Linked DNA regions of Homo sapiens: region 1 is linked to region 2. Evidence: read pairs that join two places in POLR2A ChIA-PET (ENCODE). Cell type or tissue: Panc1. All regions are shown on one strand. Links, peaks and the distances in the headings refer to the core of each region. The heading gives the core; the rest is flanking DNA.

Region 1 (4,428 bases), core at 1,651-4,150, 96 kb before region 2:
TTACCATACCCCTTGTTTCTTTCCCCTCCTGCTCTCTTCCTCCTCTTTTTCTTCTTCCTCCAATTTAGGCCAGTCAGCTTTATCTATGGGCATTAACTGAGCCCCGCCAGTGCTATCACTCCAGCCAAAACCGATTGCTGCCTCGTGTGCTAGACTTCAAGGCTGTCTGCAGTGACAGCGTTCAGAAGCGGGTGACTAGATCAGTGGAATCCTAGAGCCACCTGATGCAGGGCCCACCGACCATTCACAAAGTTACTTTGTGAAGTCCAGGAGTGCGATCAAGCCTGCAGTGTCCAGGGTCCTTCCTAAAATTGAATTAGAGTGCTGAGTGAATTAACTGTTTGCTCCTCTTCTTGTGTGATGCATTTTTAATTACATTTCATAAAAACGTCTGGATGGATTGATGGAGCTTTAGTTAAACTTCAGGTAGGCAGGGGGAGTAGACGATGGTGCAGTATAACATGTTCTGTTAATACAGGCTCAGAACACATGTACTTTATGGCAGTTCAACTGAATCTTTGATGTAGGGCTACTTAAAAATATATTACCTTTGAAAAGATTTCCTTTGAAAGATAGAGTGGGTGCTTTAGCAGCCTGTAAGCCGTCAGCCAGACGATCAATTGACAAACACGTCAGCACTTATAATTCACTGCAGCGGCTCCCCTGATACATGCAAAACACTGGTTTATTTCAGAAAAAGAATATATTTCTCAAAATCCCTTTCATTCACATTGTAAGGTTTATGAGGCAAGTCTTGTCAATCCTAGGCCCTTCACAATGAAAGAAAAGTCTCTTTGGTCTGTCTGCCCTGCGTTTCCTACAACATGGATTATTTTAGGCTCTGAACTGGGCATACGATGTGAGGAAGGAGAATAGATACGGCTTAAAGTAAACAGCAGCTCAGACCCCAGCCACGGAGGGAGGTTATATTTCATTTTGAAGATTGTATTTATACTTGCAAAAAGCTATCACTGTTCTGCCAGAATATGATGTTTACTTTTTTTTTTTTTCTCCATGAATCCTTTTGATGGGAGCAGAAAATTCTGTTTTTTTCCCTGGGGTGGAACTGTTTACAGTGTCACTAAAGTGTTGGGTAAAGGGCTGGGCTCAGTACCTCCCTCTCCACAGCTCTGGGGTCTCCATGGTCGGGAAGATGAAAGCTGTGCTCCTCCAGAGTGGAGCTGGCCCGAGTGAGAAGATGGGTATGACATGTACCCCTTAGATTGATCTGTGGTGGGTTCCTCCTTCTCTGCATCCCGGACAGTCCTTGGTTTCTAACTCTATGAAGAAAAAGTATAGACTCATGGGTCTTCAATGAGTTGGGTTCATTGGCTTAATAATTTTTATTAAAACAAAAAGCAGAACAAAGAAAAACTGTCCTCCCTTCCCCCTTGGGCAAAGGAAGTGGATTTGGCCCAGCAAGGATACCATTCTTGGGTAGAAGGGAGATGGTGGGCGTGAGCAGCCCTTGTCTGAGAAGCTGTACAGCTGGGTTTGCCCCTCCTGCCACCAGCAATGCGTGCTCCAAGGCAGACTCAAGTTTGTGGAAGACCTGGTCTCTAGGAGGCAAAACTGACCAGATGCCACAAAACTGTTCCATTGTGGATTTAATTCCTTTTGTACAAAGTCTAATTCACATGTAATTTGAGCTAAGTCTGGTAGTTGGTATGGTAGCCAAAAACACATCTTTGACCCGCCTGCTCCTATGTCGGCTCAGCACTGCTTCACCTTTGACCTAATTGACCCCCAGCCCCCAGCACCTTGGCAACCCCTCCCCATCTTCCCTGGAGTGGGGGAAGCTGACTTGGAATTCCAGTAGCCTAAGGTTACTGGGCAACACAATGGTGTCACCAGCTCACTGTCCCGGCTGCCTGGGTCTGGTGGCAGCTGGGGGCTTTTATGACATCGTGTGTGGGGACCTATGGCAGGAGCCTCGCCCTGTCCTGGCACACGTTGGCCCCAAGCAAACGTGGAGGTCCTCCAGAGGGACAAGGAGGCATCATGGGCATCTCCACAGCTGATGGCAGGATCCCGGGTGCCCTGTACCCCTTCGTCTGCTGCCTGCAATATGGTGGGTGGGCACTTCCTGCTGCTTGCCAGCCTAGCCTGGCGAGGGACAACCTCTAGTCTCAGACAGCCTCCTGCCATGCATGCTCACGGAAAGCACCGTTGTTCATTCCGGACCCTTCCTGCGTGTTCTCCATGATACTGACCCCTTCTGTGGTGGAATAATCTGCCTGGCTCCCTGCTGCCGCTAGCTTGCATGGCCACAGCAGGGGGCACTCGGCCACCCTTTCCACTTTCTACCCAGCCCTGGACTTTTAAGATGAGGCCCTTTACGGAAGGAGGCCTGGGCTGGAGACTCAGCCTTGCTTCCCCTCACTGCTGGAGTGGCTCCACTTCATATCCCGGTTCCAGTAATGAAAATGTGTATAATTCCTGGGGTTCCACCCCTCATGGTACCCCAGTTTCACCCACTGTGTCCCACTCCAGTCTCCCTGCAGCTGGGGAACAGCTTCGTTTCCTCGGACCTCCAGGAATCCTGCCCCTAAATCTGAGCCCAGGCAGGGCCCACTTTCTGAGCAGTCCCACCTGAAGCCACTTACTTGTGAGCTAGACCTCAAAGGCCGCTCACACTGTGTGTCTCCTGCTCACTCAGCTCAGTGCCCAGCTTACCTAAGGCTCACCCCATGGTGACCCAATGGTTGGTCTGCCCAACCATTTAGGGAGAATGCCCAGATCTCTGTCGGGCAAGTTTGCTGAACCTGGTCCATCCTCACGTGCTTACCTTGGCCCCTGCCCTGCCTGGGTGGCTGGACTTCCCTGCGTTGCCTGCAGTCCAGGCAGCTCCTAAGTGTCCACCCAGCAGTGGGTGTGGCTTGGCTCTAGAATCGGCTGGCCTGGGCACTGCCTGAGCACTTCTCTGAGATGAGGGCGGCAACAGGAGCAAATGCGAGCAGACAGCTGGGTGTGTCCCTTTCCAGCAGAGGGGTGGGTTGTGGCCCCTCTTGGTAGTTTAATCAGCTGTTCTTTGGGTGCCTTTGAATAATAATTGGACAAGTCAAGGTGGGATTCATTTACTCAGAGTCATAGCCTCTCTCTGGGGGAGGTTGCTATAGTCCCTAGGGACCCAGTTTAACAAGTTTTTGAGCCCACAGTCCCAGCAAGAATGGGTTTGAGGTCTATAATTACCCCAAACTTTAAAAATCAGCTTTGCAGCAGATCTGGAGGATCGTCCCTTTGCTGTACCCCAGTGGGTAAGAATTCTTGTCTTTTGCCAACCCATTGAGCCGGCATTGAATCACTCAATTACTGCAAAATCTTTTCTAAATAGAACGCACACCACAGCCTCCAGTGGAAGCATTCCAAGATCTGCAGCAAATATCTAGCTCATTGGCAGAAGCAGGTTTTTGGCATGAACAACTGTTTTTCACTTTGATTTCGACTCCAGCAGAAGTTCTGCAAGATGACCTGGGAATAAAGTTGGCCAAGAAGCCTCCGAGGGGAGATCGGCGTGTGAGTACGTATGCCTCACCCACGCTATCTTCTGAGCTCCAGCACCCACGGCATGTGGAGAATGGGCTGCCTTGTTTGGGAGGCTTGGTTTACCCTACTCCGTCGAGAAGCATGTAATGCGTAGGGCAGTGAGAGCATTTGCTACATGCTTAGGCCGAGAGGCAGCGTGGCTGGTATTGTGAGCTGTCAGCTTTAAGTTTACAGCATTGAAACTGAGCTTGGGAAGGAGGAGAGGACAGAGGACGGGTGGGGCTGTGTGTTTTAATCCTGGCTCACTCAGCCTTCTCATTTTGGGAGCCATGCACTTCTAAACAAAGCTCTCAATAGGGACTTTGTCAATGCTGTGCCGCTACTTAACCTTACAACAAAGAAGCTTTGCGACCATTTGCGCACCCATGTCTGCTTTAGGCAGGTGGAGTGACGCAATAGTTACGGGCAATGGAATGTAATAAAAAGAGCAGAGAGATTCTAACACCAGACTCATCTGTGCAAAATTTTGCTCTATTCTCTTCTTAGCTGTATGACCTTCAGCCAGACACTTGAGGGGGCCTCTCCCCACACCTTCGGTTTTCATATGCGCAAAACTGAAGAATGCTATGTGCTTCATTCACTGTTGTGAGGCTTAAGTGATCTCAAGGAATGAACCCAGTTAAAACCCTATCAAGCATGCAACTATACATTCTCCACCCCCCACCCCACCCCAAATTAAGGCCAGCACTTGAAGCATTAAATACTGTCATTGTGGGGTCTAAAAGTTCTGGTTAACCTTTGAACCCCAAGGCAGAGCAAGATCTGGGACTGAAAACGGCGATTGTTTAAAATTCAGCAGACCCACTGGGCAGTGCACCTTCCAGGCCTTTCCAGGACACCTCAGTAGGAGTTTGGTTTGCCCATCATCTCTGGGTCAGGCTG
Region 2 (5,834 bases), core at 16-2,515:
CAGTTTTGATATGGCTTTTTAACTAGCCGTGAACCTGCATAATCTCACTCAGTCCACATTTCTTCAGTTATTTGTAAAGATACGTAAAACACTTTATCAGACTTCTTTTCGAAATGACATAGATTTTGTCTGTTGCAGTTCACTTATTTGCCTATATAGCGAACTTGTCCAGAAAGGCAAAAGCCATCTTGGCAAAATACGTTCTTCATGAACCTCTTTATTACCAGATTCTTTTTTTAGTGCTTCTATTAATAGTTCTTGTAGTGAACCAACATTTTATTATGGAAAATATTCATGACAGATTTCTAAAAAAATACTTGATGGGAAGAAACCTCCAAAGCTCTCAACAATAACATTGACATAATAAGCCTAAAAACTGGGACCCTAAAAGTAGAGAACCTGAAAGTTTTCCCTGAAATTGTTTGCCTGGAATATTTATTCTCTGAGTGGCTTCCTCTCTCCATACCCCAACCAGTTTTTCTTTATGTTGTGAGGAGCAGAGGTGAGAAGGTACAGTGCTGACACAGCCATCCTGTTTGTCCAAATTTCATTCACATTTTAAGGCCCCCTTCATTTGGTATTTGCACTTTTGACATTTACTTGATTTTAAAATTTATACATGGGTATGGAATTACTTTTTTTTTTTTAACCTTCTAAACAAAGTAGTCTAGCGTGCCTATATATTTACCATTTAAAAAAATAAATTTGAGGGTTATGTCGACTTAAACAACAGTGAAGATGAAGAGAGTTATCAGAGTGAGAAAGAGGACCTTTCAAAGAGGGAGATGGGCCGAGAATGGGAGATATGGGAAAGTCTGTGTTGGGAACCCCAGAGACATGTACTTAAAACATGTTTCTCTAGTGAGTAGATATTCCACTTGTTTTATAGATTTGCATTTGAGGGAGATGTAGACTGCAGAGAACGAACAATAATGGAAAGTTAGGTTAAAAAATTAGAGAAAGAAGAGTGGAAATAAAGGATTCGGGGAATGGGAAAGGTAGGGACCTCGGCCTCATCATATCCCATTGTTATTTACTTTTTATTTTTTATTAAAGACAAGGTCTTGCTGTGTCGCCCAGGCTGGGGTGCAGTGTTGCAATCATAGTGACTGCAGCCTTCAACTCCTGGACCCAGGTGATCTTCCTACCTTGGCCTCCTAAAGTGCTGGGATTTACAGGCATGAGCCATCATGCCCAGCCTGTGTCCCACTGTTGAACTTGCCATCTTTGGTTCATTGTCTACAGGCGACAAGGGGACGGGCCTGAGGATTTCTGATCACAGAGTCTTGGTTTTAATCTAGGTGTACCACTTACTGGCTGTTAACAGTGTGTCTTAGTTAATTCCTGAGTTTGTATCTTATTTTTCAGCATAATTTTTAGGAAAAGCACTTTGTAAACTATGAAGTGCTATAGAATATTGGTTATGATGAGGGCCTCGGACTTACTGGTATAATCCAGACCTTCTCCATGGGTTTATTTTCCTTGTTTAGTTGCTGTGTTTTTGATTTCTTCTTTTTTCACAGTATGACTTACCCTCCATCCCATGCCCTCCTCCAGAGTTCTCTACTCCCTCTCAGATGGCAGCTCTTCAAATCTTTGTTTATGTACTGATGGGACAAGGCTCAAGCACCCACTTCTTCTCTTTCAGCTGTTATATTTGAACAGCTTTCTAGATCATATTTCTCTAGGACTTCTATGTTTAATAGTGGGCATTTCAAGGTTTAGTTTTGAATCAGGTTGACAGGGCAGTGGTTTTGTTCTTAATAACAAAATCACTTTAGGATAATTAGAACCGTATAGCAATTTAACCTTCAAATCACACTACTTTTGGCTGGTCACAGTGGCTCATGCCTGTTATCTTAGCACTTTGGGAAGCTGAGGTGGGAGGATCACTCAAGCCCAGGAGTTTGAGACCAGCTTGGTCAACACAGCAAGACCCTGTTTCTTTAAAAAAAAAAAAAAAAAAAAAAAAGTCAAATCACATGACTTTTTATATAATTTACACTGAGTCTAAGTGAACTATTAATACTATAATTCTAGTATTTTAGTAGAATAGAAATTGTCAAACTATGGCCCATGGGCCAAATCTGACCTACCACTTGTTTTTGTAAATAAAGTTCTTTGGAATGCAGCCATGCACATTTGAAAAAAATATATTGTCTATATCTACTTTCATGCTGCAACAGCAGAGTTCAATAGTTGTGGCAGAGGTGGTATGGCTAGCAAATCCTAACATATTTACTGTCCAGCAATTTGCAGAAACAGTTTGCTGTGACCCCTGTTCTAGTAGAGATGCTGCAGGCAATCTTGGAAGAGTTGGTAGTTTACCAGGGATCAGGTTTTGTGAATTTCCCATGGCAGTAATTTTCCCAGGAAACTCTTCACATTTCCTTTGAGCAGCTTGACCTCACATGTGAGAAACACAACTGTAGATGACTTATGTGATGAAAGGCATCAGATATCAAAATCACCAACTAACTAGACTAGTTAGAATACCTAGTGTGATTTTTTGGCTAATGTGCTTTTTGAGTTTTTCTCCCTTTGTTTTTTCTCCTCTTTTCCTGCCCTGCCCCTGTATCCCTCCCTGACTTAAACAGGTTTGAATTCCTCAGCAACATCTACAGCAAATAATAGCCGTTGCGAGGGGGAACTCCGCCTCGGAGAGAGAGTGTTAGTGGTAGGACAGAGACTGGGCACCATTAGGTTCTTTGGGACAACAAACTTCGCTCCAGGTAACTCATCTGCATATTTTCTTAACTTGAATTCTTTAGAGTACAAAAGGTTTAAAATTTTACATGTAAATAGAATTTAATTGTAGAGAAATCTTGATGAACAGTTTTTGTGGATGGCAGCTATAGTACAGAAAATGTGAAATGATGATGAAAACTCAGACTGTTTACTCACGTGGATGGTTACCCATACATTTTTTTCTTGCCATTTGTGTTTTAAATGGTCGGTGTTAAAAATTAGTTGTCATTCTCCAATTTTACTCTTACTGATTGCTGGGTGTGCTAAGTGACAGGCAAACATTTTAGGATTAGATTTTTGCTACGGATAATCTTTAAAATAAGTAGTAAATAATGAGTTAATTGTATACCTTTTTAAAAGAGTGGCTTGCAGAGAAAAGCACACAAAAGGGCTCAAAATACATGTTTTTGGGGCCCTTAAAAATACATGTTTGTGTATTTATATATTCATTCCAATCTATACGTAACATTGTTTCCAAAAGTAAAGATTACTTTCTATTTTTTTTTTTGAGACGGAGCTTCGCTCTTGTTGCCCAGGCTGGAGTGCAATGGCATGATCTCAGCTCACCGCAACCTCTGCCTCCTGGGTTCAAGCGGTTCTCCTGCCTCAGCCTCCCGAGTAGGTGGGATTACAGGCATGCGCCACCACGCCCCGCTAATTTTGTATTTTTAGTAGAGATGGTATTTCTCCATGTTGGCCAGGCTGGTCTCGAACTCCCAAACTCAGGTGATCTGCCCGCCTTGGCCTCCCAAAGTGCTGGGATTACAGGTGTGAGCCACCGTGCCCAGCCAGATTGCTTTCTTTTGTGTTGTCAATGATTATAATTTTAAACAGAAGTCGGTTGAACAAAACCAAGTTTGTATGTTTAGATAGCAATATGCTATTTTAACACATGGTGGCATTGCAGCATTTTAGGAAAAGGTTATCTAGAACATTGATTAAAAAAAAAAAAGTTTGTAGCATTTAGCCAAGAACTATGAGGGATCTGAGATTTTACCCTATTTGCAAGCTAACAAATTCGCCTGCCACAGTTTCATAGATGTTGGTGGAAGATACTGTGAGTACTAGAGTCATCACAGGTTTGAGACAAAGCACTCTAGTACTCACAGTCATAGCAGTAGCCAGAGTATCAGCATTTTCTTGAACTATTATTCCCTTAGTGCCAATTCCCACAGGGTGAGAGCGAGCGAGCCAGGTGTCACCTGCACAGCCAGTGTTTTTTGTTCCAGGAGAGGACCCTAGAGCTTAGGGAATCTGAATCTTTGAACTTATGGTACACATCCCTGCCATTTGCTCTGGTGGGAGATGCTAGCTCTATCCTCCAAGGCTGTCCCCTATACAGATGTTTATGAAAAGGTAGTCTAGAACGAAAGTAGTCACTGCCTCTACCCATAAGACATGCGGAAACATGACAGGACCATAGGCGACTGTCTCCCAACACAGTCTTGTTTCACTAATACCACTTATAATTGCAAGCCAACTGCGTGATTTGAGTTAGGTGTTTTATAATTCATGACTTTCTTAGGTCTCCAGGTAGTAATTGAGATTAGTTAGGATATACTTAATATAGGATTCAAATAAAAACTTAACCGCACAGGTAGGTTATTTTTTTACAATTACTATTTGTCTTTTGAGTTCCCTTTCTCTGATGTTATTAAACCAAGATAGAATGGTTTGATTCTTTGGATATAATTCTTCATTTTAGGTTGATTTCAGTTTTTAAATTCCTAATGTAAAGCATTTAGAAATTTGGGAAGTAGTAAGCAAATATAATAAAAAGTGGAAACTTTTTTGTTAAAAACATTCTGTCCTGTAAGGAAGTAGTAGCATTAAAAATTAATCACTGCTACAGAACAGTGGTAATATCTTAAGTATTTGGAGGTTATAAGATCTAGATTTGAGGGAGGTCATATTTGGTCTCATCAGCATTTTTTATCAGTGCCACCTTGGAAAGAAAATTAACATTTAAATGGGAAGATATCCATACCACACCACTGCCAAAGTGTAGTCTTTATTGTTAACACTTGTCATATGTATTTCTGCTGTATGCTACATGTTTCCAAGAGTTACATGGTTAACATTAGCAATTATATGGTAAATTAAAATGGGAAAATGCAAAAATTATATAGGAAAGCATAAAAGGCAGAAGCAAGTAAAACTTGGAAAATTGTAACTGTAGCACTGAGAAATAACAGTGGCAACCAGACTAACCTGGTTTAGGACATGTGGAAATGTGATGACCTATGTTCAGAGCGTTAGTGCAGCTTAACAATAGTTTTGTAACATTACTTGTATTACATAGTAGGAAATGGACTCAGGTATCATCTTTTTATACATAGAGGAAAAAAATTAAGAACTTGTGAGTTGGTTTTTTAGAAGGCATATAATTAACTCTTTGAACTAGTAATCTGGAAGAAACACTATTTTTGTAATTTGTAATAAGTTTCTTGATATCTATCTCCTGTTTTTTTACTTGATACTGATTATAAGAGACCAAATCCAATTACTACTGTACACTCCTTTTAAATCACAAGTAAATGGACTACTAGATACTTCTAATTGGTCTTGAGGCACCCTCAATTAGAAAATCCTTATTTTAGGATTTTGTGTCCATTTACCTTATATTGGGTAAAACCACATTTAAAGCAACCTTGCTACTTTAATTTTAGGCTGTCTAGAAAAGGAAATCCTGTTATTTCCTTCAGAGTAGGTCCTTTTAAATACAAAAAGTCTTTAAAATAATTCTCCCTATTAGCTAACCTAAACCTTTTCATTTAGGTAAAAAAAAAAAGATTTTTCTTTTTACCTTGGGTGGAAAAAAGAAAAGAAAAAGCACTCATCATGATGTCTAGTGGTATTTTCTATAATATTTTTGTCCTTCTTTAATTATTTGAGCACTGTTTGTGGTGTTCTAATGTTAGGTGAGTAAGATGAAAAGATTGCATGTTCATTTTATGATTTTTAAATCTCAATATTATGTTTCACTTCTTTCACTGAAACACTATATTACCAAGTCAAGAACAGTTTTTCACTGCAGCTTTTAGATATATTTTGGTCATATACTGTTTACACAATTGCCAATTCTT

What was found. ChIA-PET counts read pairs that join two places held together with the same protein. Peaks named below come from ENCODE experiments on the same cell type or tissue, not always from the same donor. Only the 100,000 strongest peaks of a DNase experiment are listed, where the experiment ranks them.
Region 1: POLR2A ChIA-PET joins it to region 2 with 7 read pairs; 2 of 35 experiments call an interaction of 5 or more read pairs at or near these places.

What each region holds. Positions count from the first base shown.
Region 1 is chr2:29,060,376-29,064,803 of GRCh38, forward strand. It overlaps PCARE (photoreceptor cilium actin regulator), which reads right to left. Exons shown (of 2, transcript NM_001029883.3): 2 at 1,320-4,428. Among named protein-coding and RNA genes, the nearest start is that of PCARE, 12 kb to the right of the region's middle. RefSeq lists an enhancer at 2,496-3,410. In Panc1, for the core only: no CTCF peak of the experiment used is centred there; no DNase peak of the experiment used is centred there; H3K27ac peaks cover 314 bases.
Region 2 is chr2:29,157,736-29,163,569 of GRCh38, forward strand. CLIP4 (CAP-Gly domain containing linker protein family member 4) reads left to right here. Exons shown (of 16, transcript NM_024692.6): 12 at 2,598-2,732. Among named protein-coding and RNA genes, the nearest start is that of CLIP4, 45 kb to the left of the region's middle. In Panc1, for the core only: no CTCF peak of the experiment used is centred there; no DNase peak of the experiment used is centred there.